2 separate regions of the Homo sapiens genome follow, and region 2 is linked to region 1. A link is a contact called in ENCODE Hi-C data. All regions are on one chromosome and are shown on one strand. Each heading gives the region's core, a stretch centred on a gene start or an enhancer-like site at or near the end of the contact. The rest is flanking DNA. Distances are from core to core; before and after follow the strand shown. Region 1 overlaps LINC01789 (long intergenic non-protein coding RNA 1789). Region 2 overlaps LINC01885 (long intergenic non-protein coding RNA 1885).

Evidence for each region. A loop is a pair of places that touch in the nucleus more often than their neighbours do. Pooled maps may share reads with other maps.
Region 2: a map of ascending aorta shows a loop between it and region 1 (4-fold over the local background). The contact joins two enhancer-like sites. A Hi-C loop is called at or near these places in 5 of 168 maps with a recorded cell type or tissue (aorta, ascending aorta, chondrocyte and 1 more) and 6 of 50 pooled maps.

What each region holds. Positions count from the first base shown.
Region 1 is chr2:107,321,146-107,327,958 of GRCh38, reverse strand. The region is part of intron 1 of LINC01789 (long intergenic non-protein coding RNA 1789); the gene reads left to right. Among named protein-coding and RNA genes, the nearest start is that of LINC01789, 41 kb to the left of the region's middle. Within about 2 kb of position 1,543, at least 4 of the 41 ENCODE cell types and tissues checked have a DNase peak (open chromatin) inside an H3K27ac peak, as active enhancers do; they include ascending aorta, where a contact is called at or near this core.
Region 2 is chr2:107,409,825-107,416,308 of GRCh38, reverse strand. All of the region lies in intron 3 of LINC01885 (long intergenic non-protein coding RNA 1885), which reads left to right. Among named protein-coding and RNA genes, the nearest start is that of LINC01789, 47 kb to the right of the region's middle. Within about 2 kb of position 2,953, at least 2 of the 41 ENCODE cell types and tissues checked have a DNase peak (open chromatin) inside an H3K27ac peak, as active enhancers do; they include ascending aorta, where a contact is called at or near this core.

The DNA.
Region 1 (6,813 bases), core at 294-2,793:
ATAAAGTTATAGGCTTTATTATTTAATTAAAATGTGAGAAAACTGGAAATTTATAACAAATGCTTAAACTTTCAAATTCCAATCACTTGGATTTTTTTAAACATGTATAATTCTTTTAAACAACTGGCTTAGAGAGGAAATATACAACTTCAAACTCATCAGATATTAATAAGGAGTATAGACAAATCTATACTTTGAGGAATATTCATAGTAATATTCACAGGCTTTTTGTTCCTTGTCTGGCCAACAAGCAAGATTTCTGAGAATACAATTACTATGTAAATGATTAGAAATATATTGAGCTATTTATAGAAATAGTTTTCAAGTAAGTATTAAAATATAACATTTTGGAATGGGGAAGAACAATGCGTGTTATCCATCTATTGTGGTAAAAATCTATTTATCTAGAAATTGTGGAGGAAAATATTAAAGTACTTCTCTGAAAATGAAATCAAGGCCCAGCTGGCTACATCCATTAAGACTAATTTGATTATGAGATGATACCAGTTGAAATTTCAGCACACATGTTGTTGTTACCTCCTTTCTCTTTTGCTAATGAACTGTTAACTAAATACTTTAGGAAACCTCAAATGGTCCTTTGCATACTTCAGCCTGTATGACAGTTGATAGTGGTGTGTGGGGAGCAGGGAACAACCAGCTAGAAGTAATAGCTCAGGTGCAGAAGTGGAGATTGCAGTGGGTTATTCGCTGGAGCCCAAAGACAAAAAGGAAGAAAAAGGTGGTAGAGAGTTCTCAGCTCATCCACATGCAATAGAAAGCCTAGGCTTTCTCAGAAAAATTGCAAGAAGCTTCCACTTCCACTACAACACTTCACCTCCACCACCTGCTCTCTTTTCAACACTGCCCATGACAAGCAATCAAAAACACTGGAAAGCAGAAGCAGGTCTGAGAGAGCAGCTCACATACATGGAGTAAAAATTGGCATAAAGGAAGAGGGAATGATTCATGAGACAGGACACAAAACAAAGAATGTTTGAAGTACACTAGAGACAAATAAGGTGGAAACGTAGCCTCATATAATGCTATACATAACCCTGGGATGTCCAATTTCTGTAGGGGTCTTGGTCAAAGCTGATCATCTTGCTGGACTCAGCACTAAGTTGACTGCTTCTGCCTGTCATGAGGGTTGCCTCAGTTCCAAATGTTTGGCATGTAAGGAAAGCACAGTTAAAGGGAGTTTCCATGGCCTAGTGCTGGGGGGACCAGCTCTACTCATAAGAAATGCAAAGACACCCTAGGGTAAAGGACTGAGGTTATGGAAAGAGTAGTGGGAAGTTGCAAAATCTCAAGAGCGAATAAGCTGGCATCTTGCCTTCCAGAGCCATTTTCCCTTTTTCTTTTTCTGTTTTCTTTGGGTCTAGTCCCAGTAAATCCTTTTGCCAGATAAAGCTCTGGAGTAGAGAAAGCAGCATTTCAGCAGCATTATTGAAAAATGCTCTTTCCTATGGCCAAAACTAAGACAGAAATGCCAAGACTTTTAGACTCAAAGAAGAACTGACTGGAAGCCAAACATGTGCTGGGTTCGCTTGGTAGGAGGGTTGGTGAAGGGAACAAAAGGAAAATTCACAAATAGAAAATGACACTAGACAAAAGGCCTTGCAAAGCAAAATTTGCAATATTAAGCATACTTTTCATTAGCCAGGAGAACCTTCAGAAAAGATAAGCTGCTTGGATTTTAGGCAAAAAAGATTAACATATTCCAGTTGGTGTTTCCCCTGAGGCTCAAGATGTCCTGTTTTCTTCTCTGCAACAGCTGTTCCCAACCACAAAGGCCCAGTGACTAAGAGAAGTGAAAACATAGAGCCTTCTTGTCAGAGTTCACTTGTGTCTTTGGCCTTTTCTAATTTTTTTGACCCACAGTGTACTTAGGATCCATTTGTAATTAGCCAGGCAAAGGGAATAAAAGGGCGCGCTTCAGAAACTGAGCCACTCTGATTAGCATGTCTTGATTGGGGCTTTGAAATACCCTCAGAGTGTCCCCAACTCATTTAAGGGATGGTTTAAATGCTTAGAGCAAAACCAATGAAAACCCACCTTAACTTTAAATAAAAACATGTACCTAACATCATTTTAATACTTGGGAAAGGGAAGAAAATCTGGTGGAATCAATAAGTACCTATACAATCTCATAGGTTGTAAAAGTTGTCATGTGATAAAACTAGTTTAGATTGGGGTAATTATTGAGAAGTACAGAAATAACTATGAGGGCATGGGAATAGAAACAAATATGATCTGTTGAGCCACAAATGAAATCAATTGTTTATTTTAAAAAATTGGTTGTAGATAATGTTTCTGCAACATTTCAAGAATGTTTCCTCTTCTCTCCAACTCCCTTGTGGTGGTCTGCCCTCTTGGCTGATAGATACATGATCCTTCTGCTTGGGTATGTGGGCACCATCAAAGAAGAGGAGTAGATTTTTAACAGTACGTGCTCATGTGAACTCTGGATAGAAAAAGCCTTGGAGGTGATAAGGAAGTGACATTGAGGTCCTCAAAGGAAAGCCCATCAAGCTGTACTAAGAGGACAAATGCCACCTGGATGCACAAGACAGCCTCAGCGTCCAAACCGTCAATGAAAGAGCATGGGGCTTCTCAAGTTCCCTGGTAAAATGAATTGACATGTCCCCCAAATTTTCCTTCTAGGAAAAACACAGCAAGAATAAGGGATTGCAAAGGTTGCCCATTAGGAATTTGCCAAGTGTGTCCATAACAAGTGTCCCCAAAGCAAATGTAACAACATAGTGAGCAGCTACTTCAGCCCACCACCTCTTTCCCACATCACATCTCTCTGTAGCTCTCTCCTCTCTTTAATCTCCCTCTCTTTGACAGATCTGGCATCATCTTCTTTATCAGTGTTCTGTGATCTTTGAATTGAGGACAAGATTAGGAGAAAGGAAAGAACTGCTTGAGCGAAATGAAATTCTAGAGCTGTATGCATGATAGGAAGCTTGTAAAGAGTGAAGTCAATCCTGCGGATTTGCAAATTTGCAAATAGACTGACTCATGAGGCCAAGCTAATTACACAGAATGGTCTCAATACAAAGAAAAATATTTTTCATTGCATTAGTGTTGACAAAACAGGGATCATTTATAGAGTTAAAATATTAGGATTAATTAATCTGGAATCTCATTAAAGGATAGGTACAATGAGAATTGAAACCAGGAGGATGGCTTGGGATATATAGAAAGAAACATAAAAGAATTTTGGGTTGAATGGCTGTTAAGGTGATCAGTTACATAAATAAAAAGTGCAATTCTTCAAGGGAAGGAGAAAAGAAGTTGCAGCAATCACTTTACCCAGCAATGGTGATGATAACTTTTATGAGGCCACTGTACTATGTGTTCTTGCAAACTCAGTGCCCCCAATCTCAGTGACTGCTGAGAATGGCTCTAGACCCCACCACGGAGCTTTGGAAAGGAAGCTCCTTCCACCCTGCCCCCATGCTGCCCTCTGCAATCTCCTCACCACCTCTTATACTAGCTCCACTTTCTCCCTCCACCCCTGCAGCCTTACTCCTGACAATTGTCAATTGGGCCCACTGTAAGTGCACATTTGCCAGGCTGACATAGATAACCTTGTGGGGCTGACAAAGATTCAAGGTTTAATGAGAACCATATGTTCATCCTGAGCCCACTCCATGCTCACTGCTAAGAAAGCAAGCCAGGCAGACAAGAAGGCGTAGCCTATTGGAATTGCAGGCAGGGACGCAGGAGTGTGCTAAGGCTAGAACAGTGATTCGCAAAGTGTGGTCCCTGGACCAATAGCATCAGTGTTGCGTGGAAACTTGTTAGAAACATAAGTTCTGAAGTTTCACCTAAAATTTATGGAATCAGACACTGGAATGGAGCCTCGCAACCTGTGGCTTCATGACTCCTCCAGCTTAAGTTGGAGAACTGAACTAGAAGATCTTTTACAGCCAGCCACAACATCCTCGTCCCATCTCTCTCCTTGAACTGTGCTTCCCTTATTCCGTCTAGAAAAATCCTTCCTGGCCTTTCAAAATGCAACTCCAATTTCAACTCTGAATTATTTTCTAATTCTTCATCTTTTGGGACTCTTATGGTGATCTCCTGCCAATAGTTCTAAGAACAGTTTTGAGAGTCTTTGTTTTCCTGCTTGGATGTTCCTCAATGCTGCCACCAAACCCACAACAGAAATTGCTTATTTTTAAAACTTGAATGATTTGCAAATAAAACAGAACATATAAAACATGAGCAGCTGTATTATATTTTGTTTCCAGCATGATTGGAATCGACACCATCAGGGTACAAGATAAAAAAGAGCTAAAACATACAGAGTAGATAAGAAAAACGTACATAAAAGGATAAGTAAGAGGGAGAAATTTTGGAACTGAATAGGCTCTATTACTGAGTATTTAAAAATAACTCTTCTCACAGTCAGAGTTAATTATGGAATGAGCTGTCCTGAGAGGTAATAGGCTTACTCTCACTAAGGTATTTTAATTGTGGATAGTAGATGATAAATATGAATTGGCCCTGGAGATAAAAAACAGTCAATTGGAGGAAATTGCTTGGAGCACTGTGTTAAGAAGCATTATAATTAGATATGGGACCAGAGGGACAATTCCAATGTGGATTAGTGGTGTCTGCTTTGAGTGTAACAACTAGGAATACAGGTAACCTGTAGTTGACTTACCTTGGCAAGTGATGACAAAGCATTTGGTTGCATTATGCTAAATGATCTCTTAGAAATATAAATTTTGGCCCAGCGCGGTGGCTCATGCCTGTAATCCCAGCACTTTTGGAGGCCAAGGCAGGCAGATCACGAGGTCAGGAGATTGAGACCATCCTGGCTAACATGGTGAAACCTCATCTCTACTAAAAATACAAAAAATTAGCCAGCCGTGGTGGCGGGTGCCTGCAGTCCCAGCTACTTGGGAGGCTGAGGCAGGAGAATGGTGAGAACCCGGGAGGCGGAGCTTGCAGTGAGACAAGATTGCACCACTGCACTCCAGCCTGGGCAACAGAGTGAGACTCAGCCTCAAAAAAAAAAAAAAACAACAAAAAACAAACAAACAAACAAACAAACAAAAAATATATATACATATATCACATATCTATGATTAACACCAATAATTTTTAGATGGAAGGTACCATAGAAAGATAAGTTATTATATTATTCTTCCATTTTTGGCACTATTGATAATGATAAGTCACTGGCGATGAAGATCTATCTTGGGGAGGAATGGCCTAAGCCAAGGGTAGAGTAGGCAAGCCAGCTATAATGCACCTTTGCCAGATTTGTAAATCAATAGTTAATACCGTGACATACCTCAGGAGGCTACTCACTAAGGAACAATCACAAAACACTTGGTGAATGTAAATAATTAACGGGAAAGTAATTAGAGGTCTTTTTTAAAAGCCGTCTATCTGGATTAGTGTTAAAGAATTTAGATGAATGGTTTCTACAAGAACAAATAATCACTGTTTCCATCTCGGCCACTTTTAGTGCTGTGTTTTCTCTAATTTATAAACCATGAGAGGATTGAAGAATTAGGGCGGCTACTTTGAGCTAACAATACCTTGGGCAGATATTTTATTTTAAAAAAAATTTCTTTCAAATAATTTTCCCTTTTTGAGAGGAAGGTAAAGGTGTAAATTTGCTCAGATTGGGGTTGAGGGAGGACAAGCATAATTTTCTTTTAAAGCCAATTGAAAAATGGAAACTTTGTGGAATGTATCTGGAGACCCCAAGAACCACATCCATTGATTTGGAAGGTGATTTCCTGAGCTGAATTTAAAATCACTCATACAGAGGTTCCCAGGCTTTAGTTACAAAAGCCATCACTCAATATTTATAGATGCTAGGATCCAGGTGTGAGGGTGACCCCTTACCCATCTGAACCCGCAAGCCTTCTTCATTGCTTGGACTATTTTTGAATGTCATTATCTCCTTAATGCAATATAGTTGAAACATTCTCTCCCATAAATCACCTGTAATCAGTGACGAGAAATCTTTTAAGCCATCCTTCTTGTACTTGTACTCTGTCACTATTTGATATATACAGGAAATTATCCAGCCTTATGTCATCATAAAAGGAATAGCTTCATTTCAATAGAAATGGGTACAAGTAAGTACCTGAAGAAAATTCTCTTTAGAAACCTAGATTCTGTTTTCCTCTGAAAGAAATACAAAGACAGCCATGCAGTAGATCTTGTGCAAGGCTTTCAACTGGAGTCTCAGTTTCCTCATTTATAAAATAGGATAATAGTATACACCCCACAGAGTAGTTATAAGGATTTAGTGAGAAAAAAAGATAAAGAATTCACTGCTACACACCCACCTTTCTTTGCATTGCATTTCTGAGGTGATGGCCATCCCACCTGGAGGCTCAACCCTAAGGTAGCTTTTAGGGGAGAGCACAAGGTGAGATAAAGACCCACAGTGAGGCTCAACATGAAGTCTCCCTCACTGTGGGGCCACTCCTGACCTCCAAGTTCAAACCTACCCCCTGATTTCTACCAGGATACTCAGATACTATCTTTCCATTTTAGCTGAGCTCTGATATCCAGATCCCTGACTAGGGTGGAAAAGTTGCAGTCCCAGGAGAGAGACTAGCCATTTATTGGGGATGTCAACCCTCCATTGTGTTATCTATTCCACCCTCATACTGCCCTCCTGGAGTCTTAGTTCTGGAAATTGCTGAGGGGCTGGGCGGTGCTACTCACTGTCACCTCCCTGATGCATGGGTCCTGCCTGGATTGGTAGTATGACTGCTCCTGTGGGCTTCTGAGTACCATTCTATCCTGTTATGAATATCCATTATATCT
Region 2 (6,484 bases), core at 1,704-4,203, 87 kb before region 1:
GAGAAACACTGTACAGAAATGCACAATGGATTGAATTTGAAAAATTAAAGGGAGGAATTCGAGACTCCTATCCAAAGGCCAGGAGGAAGGAGGTGATGTGAAGAAAAGTTGGAAACTTTGGAGAATGTGTTTGAAAGGTGGAGAAACAGCTTTTACTTTCATTTTTGGCAAGTTGTAGCTCCCCTCATCATTTCTGCAGCCGGTTGAGAGACAGGGCTCTCCTGTGAAGGTTAGGTGGACTTTTGGTCCAGGAGAGACTAGTCACAGCTCCAGGGTTCTGCAGGCCATAGCATCAGCACTACCCCAGGCCACACAGCTGGCTGTGATGATTGATGTAGGAGTCCCCTGTGAGTCTAGCAGTCCAGAGAGAAAACCAGGCAGATGGGGTATTCGTTGTGGCACCACTCATGAAATTCTGCCTCAGTGGGAATGGAGTTCCTCAACCTTCACTATGCATTGCATTCAAATTTGGAACTTTTTGTTTTTTTCTTTGAAATGGAGTCTTGCTCTGTCATCCAGGCTGGAGTGCAGTGGCACAATCTTGGCTCACTGCAACCTCCGTCTCCCAGGTTCCAGCGATTCTCCTGCCTCAGCCTCCTGAGTAGCTGGGATTACAGGTGTGTGCCACCATGCCCAGCTAATTTTTGTAGCCTCATGCCCAGAGATTCTGATTCAGTTAGTCCAACGTGAGGTCTACAAATGAGATTTTTTAAAATAAGTGTCCCATAGAGTCATGAGGATCGATTGTGAAGAGGTTTTCATAGAACTATTGAGCCATGAACTGAAAAGAGATAAACGGACACCATCTCTAGGCCAGGACTTAGGGACAGATGAAGACAGAGAGCGCCTCATGACTTTTCTATCACTGCATCCTACTCATGTTTCCTGCTTAACACTTTGCACAATTTATAATTAAGTATTTATCTTTTTATTCATTGTCTGCCTCTCCCATTAAACTGTTACCTACATGAGATCTGGGATCTTGGTTTTTTATTAACCACACTAGGTTTAATTAGCCTAGTGACCACTGGCCACCTGGCACATAGATGATATAAATATTTAATGATGGATGAATGGACAAATCCAATTAATTACCTAGCTATGAAGAGGTAGCTCTGCATAAGAACATTATTCTAGGAGGTAATAAAATTCCCTTACAACCCCAGGCGCTGAAGTGAATAGCTGTAGATTGCATTTATAAGATGGACCATCTGCCCAGAATAGAAAGAATTTGTCATGCATTGATCTCAGCCAATCAGCCTCAAAATGTATTCAGGTGCATAATACCTTGATGCCATGTTGATCATTAGCATAAAGCAACTTATTCCTTTTTATGTTCTAAGAAGACAGTTTTCTTGCAAAAAAAAAATGTAGCTCCATGTAATATGTATCTCTTCATCTTAACATTTTTAGTACACATTTTTAAGAAATCACATTTAAAGGAAAAAAGGATTGTCTGTCAATTTATTTCATAATTACTGCTGGAAGGCAGATTCAGAGAGAAAGAAGACACTGAGAGCTTTTAAATAATGGTAAATGGAAAGCTTAAAACGGAAAAGTGTTTATCTGTTTTCTTTTCATTGAAAAATTTGAGAAAACAAATCACTTTTGAATTTAACTTGGTGCAGCTTGTTGAACAGGGTTGTTCCTCCTTAGGATGATGGAGGGAGACCTACTGATTCACCTCTGTGAGCTCATTGTCGTTAGCCACATCCTGCGGGACTCTCAAGAGAGGTACTTTACAGGCAGAGATCCAGTGTGGGACAAGTCCATTTGCCCTTCCTGTTTGGATCTGATGCTGGTTAACAGGCCTAGCTACACCACAAGGGGATAGGAAATGTAAGTCTTGTCTAGATGAACACTGAAAGAAAGTCCTCTGGATGAAGCTGGAATTAGAGTCCCTAACTTTAGTTTTAACCGAGTTACTCTTTATTCTTTCTGCTCTGTAGACTCCATGGCCTTAAATTTTTAACGAGTTTCATGTATGTGAGATTATCAACTATAGATCTGTCAAAATACACTCTTAATACCTTTGCATTTCAGTTGTTTCTGTTAAAAAAGTAACGCGTGGATAAGTTATAAATACTGCTAAGCTTACTGACTTCGATGTTCATTTTCAACTAAATGAGTCATGATCTCCAAAGGTATTGGGATGTCACTGGGCATCTTTTTTGACTTTTTTGTTTTGTTTGGAAAACCAACAAGAAGTAATTTTTGAGTTCTAGAACAATGTTTCTCAAGCTACATATGCTGAAATGACAGTATTTAAATTTTCTTTTCACTTATATAAAATATATAAAAATGAAATTTCTGGAAAAAATTAAAAATATAATAAAACATCATTTATTTAGTAGATTCAACAGATGGAAAAATTACTCTCAGTTATTTAAATGGCTGTAAAAGTTTCTTAGGCTCATTTTTTTGCTTATCTTGTCTCAGAATGGTGACAGTTTGTACACCAGCACCAGGCCATAGGCCACACTTTGAGCTGCACTGTGCTAAAACACCTTCTAGAATCAAGTGAAAACACTCTTGTGGAAGCATGCTTGTGTTTAAAAAGAATTAATTTGTGGCATTCTTTAGCTGTTACAGAGAAACCTGTTTTCACATTTTCTTCTTTATCTGGTGGTTTTTACATCATAATCCCAGATTTAGCTCTACAAATTGCTAATCAAGAGCAATGATCTGGAGAGTTCACTGTCTGCCAACAAAGATGTAACACTCATGGCAGAAAATGTTGTAAATTTTTTCAGATAGCTTTTTAGAAATTCCTAATTCATTTTCCTTCTACTATTTCAGTGGAGCAGAACATCAAATATTCTTAAGTAAAATAAAGAGTCAGAACATTTTGTTTGATCCAGATTTATTTTACCATACTTGCAAAAAATGATCCCAGTCATTTTTCATTAAGTGTGTTGGCTTGGGGGCAGGGCACTGTTGCTTGTCCAATTAAGAAAGATTTAGCCTTTATGGCTTTATAGGTCTGCATAGCCAATGTCAAGAGGCAGATTTTGAAATAGGCTGCGACATTACTCATGGTCTAAAATACCAAGCCAAATAATTCAAACAAATTTCTTTTTTGACTGAGTAATATTTAGTCAGTCCTGGGGTTTAAAAATAGTTCAAATTTTGACATTATTATGTTAGCTGTTTAGCCCCTTTCCAAACAAGAATGAGTCAGGGACCACATTCATACAGTTGACAAAGATTCCTGGTGAATATATCAAAGAAGATTATATTGAACACTGCCACATCAGTTGGTAAAGTGAAAATGAACCCGTCTCTTTCTCCTAGTATTGCTACCAAATCCATGTAAGTGACAGATGCAGTTACCTCTGATACCCTTAATGGTAGTTACTAAATTTTCTGTATCAACTATGATGATAACACAAAATTTCTCATTGCTACTCACAGTTGAGTACAGTGTTTAGCAGGGAAAAGAAATAGTCGTACACACACACAGATTCTTAAAAATATAACAAATAATACTGCCTGACATTAAGCTTCTCAGAATGTTTTTCTTTCTTTCCCAACTCTCACTGAGAGACTTCTGAGCTGAATGTTAGCTCAGGGTCTAAAACTGAACATCTTTACTATGACACAGAAGACAATGTTCTCGGCTGCAGCTTGCCAGGTTCTCACGTTCCATAATGATGACTGAAAGCACTCTTTGACACAAGAACTTACCAAATATGACTTTGAACATTTAAGTGGGTCATGACCCTAACTTTTAATTTTTCTTACAACCATGAAGATTGAATTTCTGAAAATCCCTTTTCTTAAAATTTCTCTTTCTGAAGCTTATAAGATACTTTTATTTTTTAATAAAAATTACACATATTTCTTTTATGATGATAATACTGCATGTGAACTCTGGAGGCATGAATCACTTATCCTAACACTGTGCTAAATTTTTCCATTTCTCTAATTCCTATTATTCATAGATCTCAGAACTGTTGAATTACTTGAATTTCTCTTTTCCCTGCTCCCTTTCACATTTGGATAAGTTTGGTTAACAATGGCGGCTGATTTTCTACGTTTATATATTGGCAAGTTCAGCTGGAGTTTGATGATGCGAAATTACTTTTTCTCTCTATTTATCAGGGCAAGGAATCTGGTTTGTGCAATCACCACTCATTACCTTATTTTGTCCATGACTTCATCCAGACACTTTTCACAGAACACTATAGCTTTTCTTAGACAAAACTACCCCTGCATCCAGAGGTTTCCAACAGTTATTCTGGTCTGTCAGCTTACAGTGTGTAGGCTATTACTTTACAGTGTATCGAGAGACATTGTTTCAGCTGTATGCTATGTAAGCAGAGCCTCAAGCATAATTAGATTCCTGAAATCCTTTTTTTCAACCTACAAATGTACAGGTTAAGGAAGCATGAGCCCAAGACTGCCCAAAACTCTCAAATGACTCAAAAATACCTATCAGAAACATTTTGCTGATATATTATGTGAACGTATACCTTACCATCCAAACTAGAACACTGCTGTGAATAAAAGGAGCCACTATTATTGAATTAAGACAAGTGTAAACAAGAGCCATCCTGCATGAGCCAGGACATATGGTCAGCCTACAGATCTATGGTATAAAAGAAGCCACAAGATTTATCTACATTGAGATGTATCTACATCATTTACCTTTTATTTATCTACATTATTTATCCTTTATAGCTTTCTAAATCCCATCTTTTGCAGTATTTAAGTAGCCAAATTGCTGCTTTGAAGTCAAAATATAAAGACTACTGAAGATTTCCCTGTTCTAACCGCTGCTAGGTTTACTTAGTACAGCTCCCACTATGCACACGTCATCTATAGTTTGCTAGCCTTATTCTTAGCTTGGCACAGTGTCATTGCCCTGTGTTATGCTGCATACCTTTCCCCTATAATTACCAACTTGGTTTTTTCAAACATCTTGACATCTATTAATATTTTACCTGAGTTAGCCCTTAGCAGAGAGTTCTCAAAAGTAAAAGAAATGCCAAAAAAAAAAAAAAAAAGAAAAAGGTAAAAGAGAAAGAGTGAAAGAAAGAAAAAGGAAACATACAGGGAGAAGAAAGAATGAATGGAGGAAAAGAAAGAGGGAAAGATGGGAGGAGCGAGGGGAGGGAAGAGGGAAGAAAGGAAGAGGAAAGGTATAACTGTGTTTATACAAACATCCACTGTGAGGAGCCCTCTGGAATGATGGCCTCCTGCATAATGTTTTCTGTCAGCAGAACATAATTAAAATAATTCAGAGATAAAATGTTCTTTTTCATAAAGAAAGTACCTCTTTGGAAGGCATTTGAGAAGTTATCTTTTTTTTTAAGAAGACATCATTAATCATTGTAACATTTTCTGTACTAACAAGATTTTAAACTGGAAGTTTTCACCACAAACACTGAATCCAAAGGAAGGTCATCAAAAGACAAGGGCTATAGAACACAAGAGGAAATTGGCAGAGGTTCAATTAAAGAGGACATTGGGTCCTGTGGAAGGATGTAGGGACTCACCCACAGGTAAGGAGCCATAGGTGGGCATATACAGAGAACCTCTTTCAAGCTATGTCTGGATTGAGACATGAAATACCACATCAGTTTGTCTTTATTTCTTGTCTCAGAGCAATGGAAACAAGGCAATTGAGGTAGGATTTAGTAAGCTAGAAAAGGCCCCTGTGTGTAAACAGTGTATATAATACATTTGATGGGAGCAATGCTTGGTTTCTCTTATGTCATATATCTCTAGGTTCAATTGTCTTTGGGTAGAAGAGATGAGGTTTCCATGAGCTAAGAGGCTGAACACCCCAGGGTATTCTGACAAAGTGGCAGAAGAAGAAAGGAATCACTAAAACCAGTTGCCTGCAGAGAAAGCAGGTAGAGAAGAAGCTGTTACATTTGATTGAAAGTTTTTACCAAAAAATAAATAATTCTAGGTAGTTTCACGTTTTCTGAAATATTGAGGTTGGTATAGGATGTTACGACACTGGATATAAATATAAGTGTGTAAATGGTAAAGTGGATCAGAAAAGTCAAAGTAAATGTGAGGACATTTTCCCTATTTTAAAATAATAATGTAACACTTTCCAACTTACTTGTTTCCCATCCTATTGCAATCCAAAAGGATTAAGGTGGGGAAGGAGCATAATTAGAAATTCTTACTGGAACTCAGGTCCTGAAGTCATAAAAGCTCTTCTTATTTTTTTCTTTTGGTCAAAATAAATAGTAATATGGTATTTTTCCCCAAGGCTATCACTATAGCAATATTTTGAGGCAAGCTAAAATTGAGAAGAAATACTTCAATTTTAAATTCTGTGTACTGCAGATAAAGGACATCAGGACATTTCTCAAACTTTAGTGAATATGATAAAACACACTGGAGGTTTGCTTTTTAAAAATGTGGATTCCTAAGTCACCTTTACAAAGATTCTGAGTCTCTAAGCCTGAGATGCAGCCAAGGCACCTGTATCATTAACTTTTATTGTTTCCGGTGATTCTTC